2 separate regions of the Homo sapiens genome follow, and region 1 is linked to region 2. A link is an interaction called in ENCODE POLR2A ChIA-PET data of the cell type or tissue named here. Cell type or tissue: MCF 10A. All regions are shown on one strand.

The links. Peaks named below come from ENCODE experiments on the same cell type or tissue, not always from the same donor. Only the 100,000 strongest peaks of a DNase experiment are listed, where the experiment ranks them.
Region 1: POLR2A ChIA-PET joins it to region 2 with 5 read pairs; 10 of 35 experiments call an interaction of 5 or more read pairs at or near these places.

Annotation. Positions count from the first base shown.
Region 1 is chr19:2,489,108-2,493,107 of GRCh38, reverse strand. LOC124904614 (a long non-coding RNA gene) reads left to right here. Exons shown (of 2, transcript XR_007067090.1): 2 at 198-1,402. Among named protein-coding and RNA genes, the nearest start is that of GADD45B, 15 kb to the right of the region's middle. RefSeq lists an enhancer at 1,746-2,247 and silencers at 3,624-3,723, 3,744-3,833, 3,844-4,000. In MCF 10A, no CTCF peak of the experiment used is centred here; DNase peaks (open chromatin) are centred at 1,487, 1,807 and 3,667.
Region 2 is chr19:2,625,988-2,629,987 of GRCh38, reverse strand. All of the region lies in intron 2 of GNG7 (G protein subunit gamma 7), which reads left to right. Among named protein-coding and RNA genes, the nearest start is that of MIR7850, 2.7 kb to the left of the region's middle. RefSeq lists an enhancer at 1,808-3,007. In MCF 10A, no CTCF peak of the experiment used is centred here; a DNase peak (open chromatin) is centred at 2,337.

The DNA of each region.
Region 1 (4,000 bases), 140 kb after region 2:
TCTGTGTCTGTCTCCAGGACATAGGCTCCACCTCCCCCCAGGGCCTCACTCCCATCTCCTCCTCCCACCCTGGTCCCCCACCTTCCTGTCCCCACCCTTGTTGGCGGTAGGAACCTACTGTTTCTGGCTGCAAGAGGAGATGGTTGAGGGGGCCCAGTCAGGGCATCCGTTTATCATCCCTCTATTTCTCTTCTTAGCTCAACAAGAAGACCTTCCTGTCTCTGGGCCTCGGTTTCTCCGGCTGTGAAATGGAAGGATAGTTTCTTAGGGTATATGGGCATCACCTCCCCACCTGTGCAGTTCTAATCCCACCAACCCTGGCTGTTTCTGGAGCTTCCTGCAGGCAATGGTCTGAGCCATAGGAGAACTCAAATGATGGAAAATCACAGGTGGGGTGTAGGACTCCCCACACTCCCATGAACCCCTTCAGGCATGGAAGGACAGACACCTCAGGAGGGGATGGCTGGGGTGGGTAGCACAGGTAGGCTTGCAGGGGAAGAGAGGGGATATTTGTGTGTCCAAAATCCTGGCCGGGCACGGTGGCTGACGTCTGTTATCCCAGCACTTTAGGAGGCCAAGGTGGGCAGATCACTTGAGGTCAGGGGTTCAAGACCAGCCTGACCAACAAGGTGAAACCCTGTCTCTACTAAAAATACAAAAATTAGCCAGATGTGGTGGCATGCACCTGTAATCCCAGCTACTCGGGAGGCTGAGGTGGGAGAATCACTTGAAGCCGGAGGCGGAGTTTGCGGTGAGCCGAGATCACACCATTGCACTCCAGCCTGGGCGATGGAGCGAGACTCCATCTCAAAAAAAAAAAAGAAAGAAAGAAAAGAAAAAATAAAATGCGGCCGGGCGCAGTGGCTCACGCCTGTAATCCCAGCACTTTGGGAGACCGAGGTGGGCAGATCACAAGGTCAGGAGATCGAGACCATCCTGGCTAACAAGGTGAAACCCCGTCTCTACTAAAAAAATATGAAAAATTAGCCAGGCGTGGTGGCAGGCGCCTGTAGTCCCAGCTACTCGGGAGGCTGAGGCAGGAGAGTGGCGTGAGCCCGGGAGGCGGAGCTTGCAGTGGGCCGAGATCGCGCCACTGCACTCCAGCCCGGGCAACTGAGCAAAACTCCATCTCAAAAAAAAAAAGAAAGAAAGAAAAAAAAGAAAGAAAATGCGTGTCTCTGCATGAGGGCCTGTGTGTGGGCACCAGGCTCTGGCTTCTGGAGGTGAACAAATCAAAGTGGACTCAGGTGTTTCCTGGACATGAGTGTGTACTCTCAGGCGTGGGCTTATTCCCACCCCGTGGATGTCTAGAATGTCGTTTCCCAGGATCTTTTTGTTGTTTGAAGATGTGCAAATGTCTGGTATGCAGAGTAGAGACATTCAGTACATATTTGCAAAATGATGTGTTCGTGTATTCACTCATTTGTCCACTCAGCAAATATTCACCAAGTGCCAACCAGCTGTGGGGTGCTGGAGACGCACAGTGAGCAAAGCAGACAAGCATCTCTTTCCTGTCACCGCTATGGGTGAATTACCGCTGGGCCATTGCCTGTGCTGCACGGTTCATGTGCCAGGGTGACCCTGCACGTGTTCATGAGCACACCCGTTTGTAGGTGGGGTACAGAACTCACATCAGCATGGCCCATGCACGTGTGCACACATATACATGCACACCCGTGTGTGCGCACAGGTTCACCGGCGACTCTTGTGCAGGCTGGGCCTCGCCCGTCCTTGGCATTGCCTGCCTGCCCCGCCCATCTTCCGAAAGTGCCAGGGGCCAGGTGGGGCCAGGCGGGCCCGGAAACCTCTCCCAGCTGCTGTGCCCAGTTTCAGGGAAGCCAAGGTCTGGCGCCCTGCCCGTGGAGACTGCCTACCCTTGCACCTGCTTCCCGGGCTTCCGGGAAGGGCCTGGAGGCCCAGCCCCCAGCCCTGCTAGCCTGAATCCACCACCCAGAGGCACACAGCAGAGAGGGAATGCAGCCCCCTTTCCCCCCACACCTTGGAGCCCTTCAAAGTCAGAACCAGAAGAGACTCCAGCAGGGCAGAGTCTCTTACCCAGGTGGGGTAAACTGAGGTGCACACAAAGGGCCCAGAGAAAGGGGCTGCACACAGATGAGTTCCCTGCACTCTACTCCCACCCCAAATCAGCACGTGCAGGCTTCCACAGTTTGAGTACTGGCACCTCATGGATCTCTGTATACCGCGGGTATTCACAGGCCTCGGGGCTCTGTGGAGTGAGCATTGGAGCTTAGAAATATTTGCATTTCCCTAGTGGGAACACGCAGTGCAGGTCAGAGTGCAGGTGTGCACACCAGGGTCTTAGACACATGTGGGTGCTTGTGCTTGCATGGACAAGGCTGTTTGTGCCGGGCACCATGGCTCACATGCCTGTAATCCCAGCAGTTTGGGAGGCTGAGACAGGCAGATCACCTGAGGTCAGGAGTTCGAGACCAGCCTGGCCAACATGGTGAAATGCCGTCTCTATTAAAAATACAAAAATTAGCCGGGCGTGGTGGCAGGTGCCTGTAATCCCAGCTACTCGGGAGGCTGAGGCAGAAGAATTTCTTGAACCCAGGAGGTGGAGGTTACAGTGAGCTGAGATTGCGCCATTGCACTCCAGCCTGGGGCACAAGAGCGAGACTTCATCTCAAAAAAAAAAAAAAAAAAATGAGGCTGGGCACGGTGGCTCACCCCTGTAATCCCAGCACTTTGGGAGGCCGAGGCAAGTGGATCACCTGAGGTCAGGAGTTCAAGACCAGCCTGGCCAACATGGTGAAACCCCATCTCTGCTAAAAATACAAAACTAAAAATACAATACAAGCTGGGCGTGGTGGCGCGCGCCTGTAGTCCCAGCTACTCAGGAGGCTGAGACAGGAGAATCGCTTGAGCCTGGGAGGGGGAGGATGCAGTGAGTTGAGATCGTGCCACTGCACCCCAGCCTGGGCGACAGAGCAAGATTCCATCTTAAAAAAAAAAAAAAAAAAAAAAAAAGACAAAAAGACAAGGCCGTTTGGGAGTGTGGGAGCTTGGGGGCTCCTCACATGAATGTTTGTCAGTGGGTGCCTGTGCACGGTGGGTGTTTGCACGAGTGCAGGTGCAGGTGTTTGCATGTAGGTGGATGCCTGCACACAGTCGGTTTTGTATGTATCTGGGTGTCTGCACGCAGTAGGCATTGCGGCCAGGTGGGGCTCTGCACACAGTGGGCTTTGCATGGAAGAGAGGTGCTGCATACAGTAAGCCCAGCGCGAAGACAGCGATCTGCACACAGTGGACGTCTGCACGCAGGAGAGGGGCTGCACCCTGTAGGCACTGCAAGAAGGTAGGGCTCTGCACACAGTAGGCCTTGCATGCAAGAAAAGGGTCACACACAGCAGGCGTTTGCACGCAGGAGAGGGGCCGCACACAGTAGGCATTGCAGGCAAATGGGGTTCTGCACACAGTAGGCTTTGCATGGAAGGGGGGTGCGGCGCACAGTAGGCCCTGCACGAAGACGGAGATCTGCACACAGCGGGCGTTTTCACACAAAAGACGGGCTGCGCACAGTAGGCCCGGCTGCACGCGTCCAGTGCCGGCCCAGCGGAGAGTAGCGGCTGCAGCCCCGTGCAGCTGAGCACGCACCCGGTTCCTGTGCCACCGCGGCCCCAGGCTCTTCTGCGCCCGACCGGGCAGGTCAGGCGGCTCCGCCGGGGCGTGGGGCGGGCGGCCGGGCAGGGAGGCTATTCCGGGCCCTGGCGCAGTGCCCGAGCCCTGCGCGCCAGGCCGCCCGGGGAAGGCGCCGCTCACAAAAGGAGGGTCTGTGCAGACGCCCCGCCCTCGGCCCGGCCGCCCGCCGCCAGGGGCTTGGAGGAGGGAGACGCCGCCGGAGCTGCCGCCGGCCCGGACCCCCCAACCCCTCCTGCCGGGGCGGCCGCAGACACCGCGCCTGGCGGGCAACAGAGGGAGGCTGGCACCGCCGGGCTCTGGAGGGGGTCGACAGCCGGCGCTGGGGGCTCCCGAGCGC
Region 2 (4,000 bases):
GAAGTTGCAAAAATCACACAGAGCAAAAAACATCACATGTATCTTCACAGTTTCCCCCAGTGGTGACATCTTACGTAACCATAGTACAAAACCAGGAAATGGACCCTGGCACCATGTATGTGCAAAGCTCTGTGCCCTTTCGCACACATGCAGACTCGGCTTCACCTTATTTATGGGTGTGCAGGAACATTAAGTGTCCATAAATGTGGACGGAGCTCCTCTTACTCGTGGGCATGGGGTCAGAGGGAGGCGGGAGTACAACCAAACAAAACCATCTAGACTTTGACCGTTGATGTGGGTGCCAGGTTCCAATCACCGTGTGCCCCCACACTGCGTTCAGGGCTACGCTCTTCTGTCTTCTCCCACTAGTCTGTGAGTCTGTGAGGTCTTGTCCACTACCTCTTTAGGCAGCCAGCCCTTCTGGTGGGCTTTGTCGTGGGGAGGGGGTGGCACTAGGTGTGTTCTGGGGCTCCTAGCACTAGAAGACTTGTTTCAAATCCAGAAGCACCTCCTATTCGTGTGGGCGCCCAGGCAACTTACCTGACCCGTCTGTGACTCTGTGTCCTTGGGGACCTCCTATTCTAAACACAAGAGCGTGGCCTGCTGTCACCGTCACCATCCTGGCATCTGCAGAAGAGCCACCAAGCGCTGCCTCCTGAGAATTTCTGGAAGGAGGAGATGACTGGTAGAGTGGAAAGTTATTGAAAGGGACATTTGGAGTTCTTTCCAAGGGACATAACCCATCTCCCAATATCCCCTATCCATTTGCTCAACCTTCAGAGAGACCTACTAAGATATCCAGTTGTTCACCTCAAGTCTTCAACTTTCCCCAAAGTTCTTTGCTGTTTTCTCTGTGCCTTGCACAGAGCCTGATGCATAGTACGTGCTCCTTGGGGGCCACTTTGTGTGTGTTTCCTACTAATGGCACCTACAGCAGCAATGGCCACCATGTCTTTTACAGCTACAGTCCTAGGCAGAATTCCAAGATGGCGCCCAAGACCCCCACCGCCTGGTGCCCACATCTTATCTAATCCCCTGCACTTGAGGATGGGCTGGACCTGCGAATACGATGGGGTGTCACTCCAGTGGTTAGGTTAATGCAGTTAGGTCGTGTGTTCGGTAAAGGGATTTTGCAGATGCGACGAAGATTCCTAGTCAGTTGACCTGAGCTCATCAAAAAGGAGACATCCTGGGTGGGCCTGACCTCATCAGGTGAGCCCATAAAAGAGACCAGAAGCACATCCCGAGGTGTCAAATTCAGAGAGACAGAAGGGAGAATGGTGGGTGCTAGGGGCTGGGGGAGGGAAGAGGGGAGCTGTTGTTCAGTGGATACAGTGTCTCAGTTTTACAAGATGGAAGGTTCTGGAGAGCCATTGCACAGCAGTGTGAGTATACTTAACATCACTGAACCGTACACATAAACGTGGTTAAGATGATCCGTCTTATGTTATATATATATATACACACACACACACACACCACAGTTGAAAGAAAGAGAGAAAGGGAAGGGGTTTCTTGCCTTAAAGAAAGCAAACAGCTATGTCGTGAGCTGCCTGTGGAGGGTCCATGTGGCAGACACCTGAGAGTAGCCTCTAGGGGCTCAGAGCACTCACATCCAACAGCCAGTAGGTAAACAGGGACCTCATTCCTAGAGCTGCAAGGAAATGAATTCTGCCGATAACCAAACTAGCTCAGAAGAGGACCCCAAATTCCAGATGACAACTCGGCCCAGCCCATACCTTGATTTTAGGCTTATAAGACTCTGAGCGGGGGACCCAGTTAAGCCAGACTCTTGACACACAGAAGTTGTGAGATGGCAAATGGTGTCTTTGTTGCCGCTGTTGTTACTCAGCAGTAGCTGACTCATACACTTGCCGTGTTGTTTGCCATGTTGAGATTGAGATAATGATCTCCACTTCACATAGGAGAAAACAGTAGCTGAGAGGGGCTGACGTGCCCAGGGTCACATGGCAACTGTGTTGTGATCATCACATTAACTGTGCCTGTCACCTGGGCCGGACCGTCACCTCCTTCATTAAGATCAGGGATCTGGTCCAAGTCTTCACCAGATGTTTACTGAGTGAGTGAAAGAAACAAAGAATGAAGGTGCTGGGACCGATCCTCACCTGACCTCCTGCACACAGGTGAGTCTGTGTCTGCGACCAGGACCAGTGACACCATAGGACACTGAGTGAAATCTCGAGAACATAACTGTGAGGCTCAGAAGGAGTAGTCAGCACATGCAACTCCCCGGGCTGAGTCAGCTGCCGGTGTTGAGGTCGGAGCTGATCAGCCTCCTGGAATGTGACATGCTGTACCCTGACTAATATTCCGGCTGAATCAGAGCTTTGCTCGTAATGAGAGGCAAGTCTCGAGCCAGTCACCCTCTGGCCCATGTGAGACTGGGAATTCAGAATCAGCCGGGAGTGACAGAAAGCCAGGTCTGGCTGGCACGCCTGGGTGGGTGTTTACAGCACGCGGGCTGCCAGCTGTGACCAGCTCTGAAGGGAGCCAGGGCCAGAGGATGCAGGTGCAGAGGACAGGCGCCCGGAGGAAGTGGGAGGAGAGGCGGCCACAGGGCTGGGGCCCCACTCTGGGTGCCCCTGGAGCCATGCAGGGGGTGGGTTCACCCCCTTACCGCCATTTAACATGTGAGGTGGATCGTTCTCTGGGGTGGGTCATCCTGGGCACTGCAGGGTGCTGACAGTGTCCCTGGCCTCCACCAACTCCATGCCAGGAGCACCCCCAGTCATGACAACCACAAATATCCCCAGACATCACCCAGCGTCCCCTGGGACAGAAACACCTTGGTTGAGACCCTCTGGGATAGAAGATTCCACAGACCCCAAGAGATTCTGCATCCCATGATCCTCTGCCCTGCGGAGGTCCCAGGAGGCTGCACACATTGAAATCCACACCTGAGTGGGAAGAGAGAGAGGAGATGAGTCCCAGGAGCTGGGGCTCCCGGGTTTATGCCGTCTGCTCCATCTGGAGTTTATTCCAGTGTCTGGTGTGAGTAGGGAGGACACTCAGTTTATTCCCAAATAATTAAAGCAGGTCTCTCCCCCTGGGCACTGTGGACACTGACACTGGACTGTTCTCTGGGGTGAGGCCGTCCTGGGCACTGCAGGGTGCTGAGCAGCATCCCTGGCCTCCACCCACTCCATGCCAGGAGCATGGACCGATGTGAGGGAATATTAGTCAGGGAAGGTCCCACTTCCCTCCGTCATGACAATTACAGATGTCCCCCGACACCGCCCAGTGTCCCCTGAGGGGACAGAATTACCCCAGTTGAGACCCTGATTGAGTGAACCGATGAAGACAACACCGCCCAAGAGTGAAAGCAGGTGCCCACACCAGGAGCTTTGTTCGGGAATTCAGGGAGGGCTTCCTGGAGGAAGTGACATGAGTTGAGTGTTGCTAGTGCCCTGAAGGTGACAGGTGGGGTGGGGGATACAGGTGCAGAGATGGTTCCAGGACCTTGAAAAGGTGAGAGGGAGGGAGTGAGGAGGCCGCACGGCAGAGGCTGCATTTTATCCCGAGGGCAGGAGGGAGCCATAGCGGGTTCCGGCTCCACCCATGACAACAATCAATTGGTTTGGGTCCAGCCTCCCTGTGTGACAGATTAGGAAACTGAGGCACAGAGGGGGTGAGAGATGCCCCAGCCTCCTGTGGGTGGCAGAGATCCCGGTGGGTTTCCACGGTGCCGCTGGTCAGGCTGGTTTGGGGCAGGGGGCCGGCTTCAGGCCTGGGGCGGGAGCAGCATCAGCTTCACGTTCCCGCTGGAGACACGGGGTCAGGTGGGCACCCGCGGTCACTCTCTGCTTCTGTTTGGTAAAATGGGGGGTGATCACCACCCCTGCAGTCCAGGGTTGCTGCAGGGAGTAAATGAAATAATCAGGCCGGGCGCCATGGCTCACGCCTGTCATCCCAGCACTTTGGGAGGCCGAGGCGGGTGGATCACCTGAGGTCAGGAGTTCGAGACCAGCCTGGCCAACAT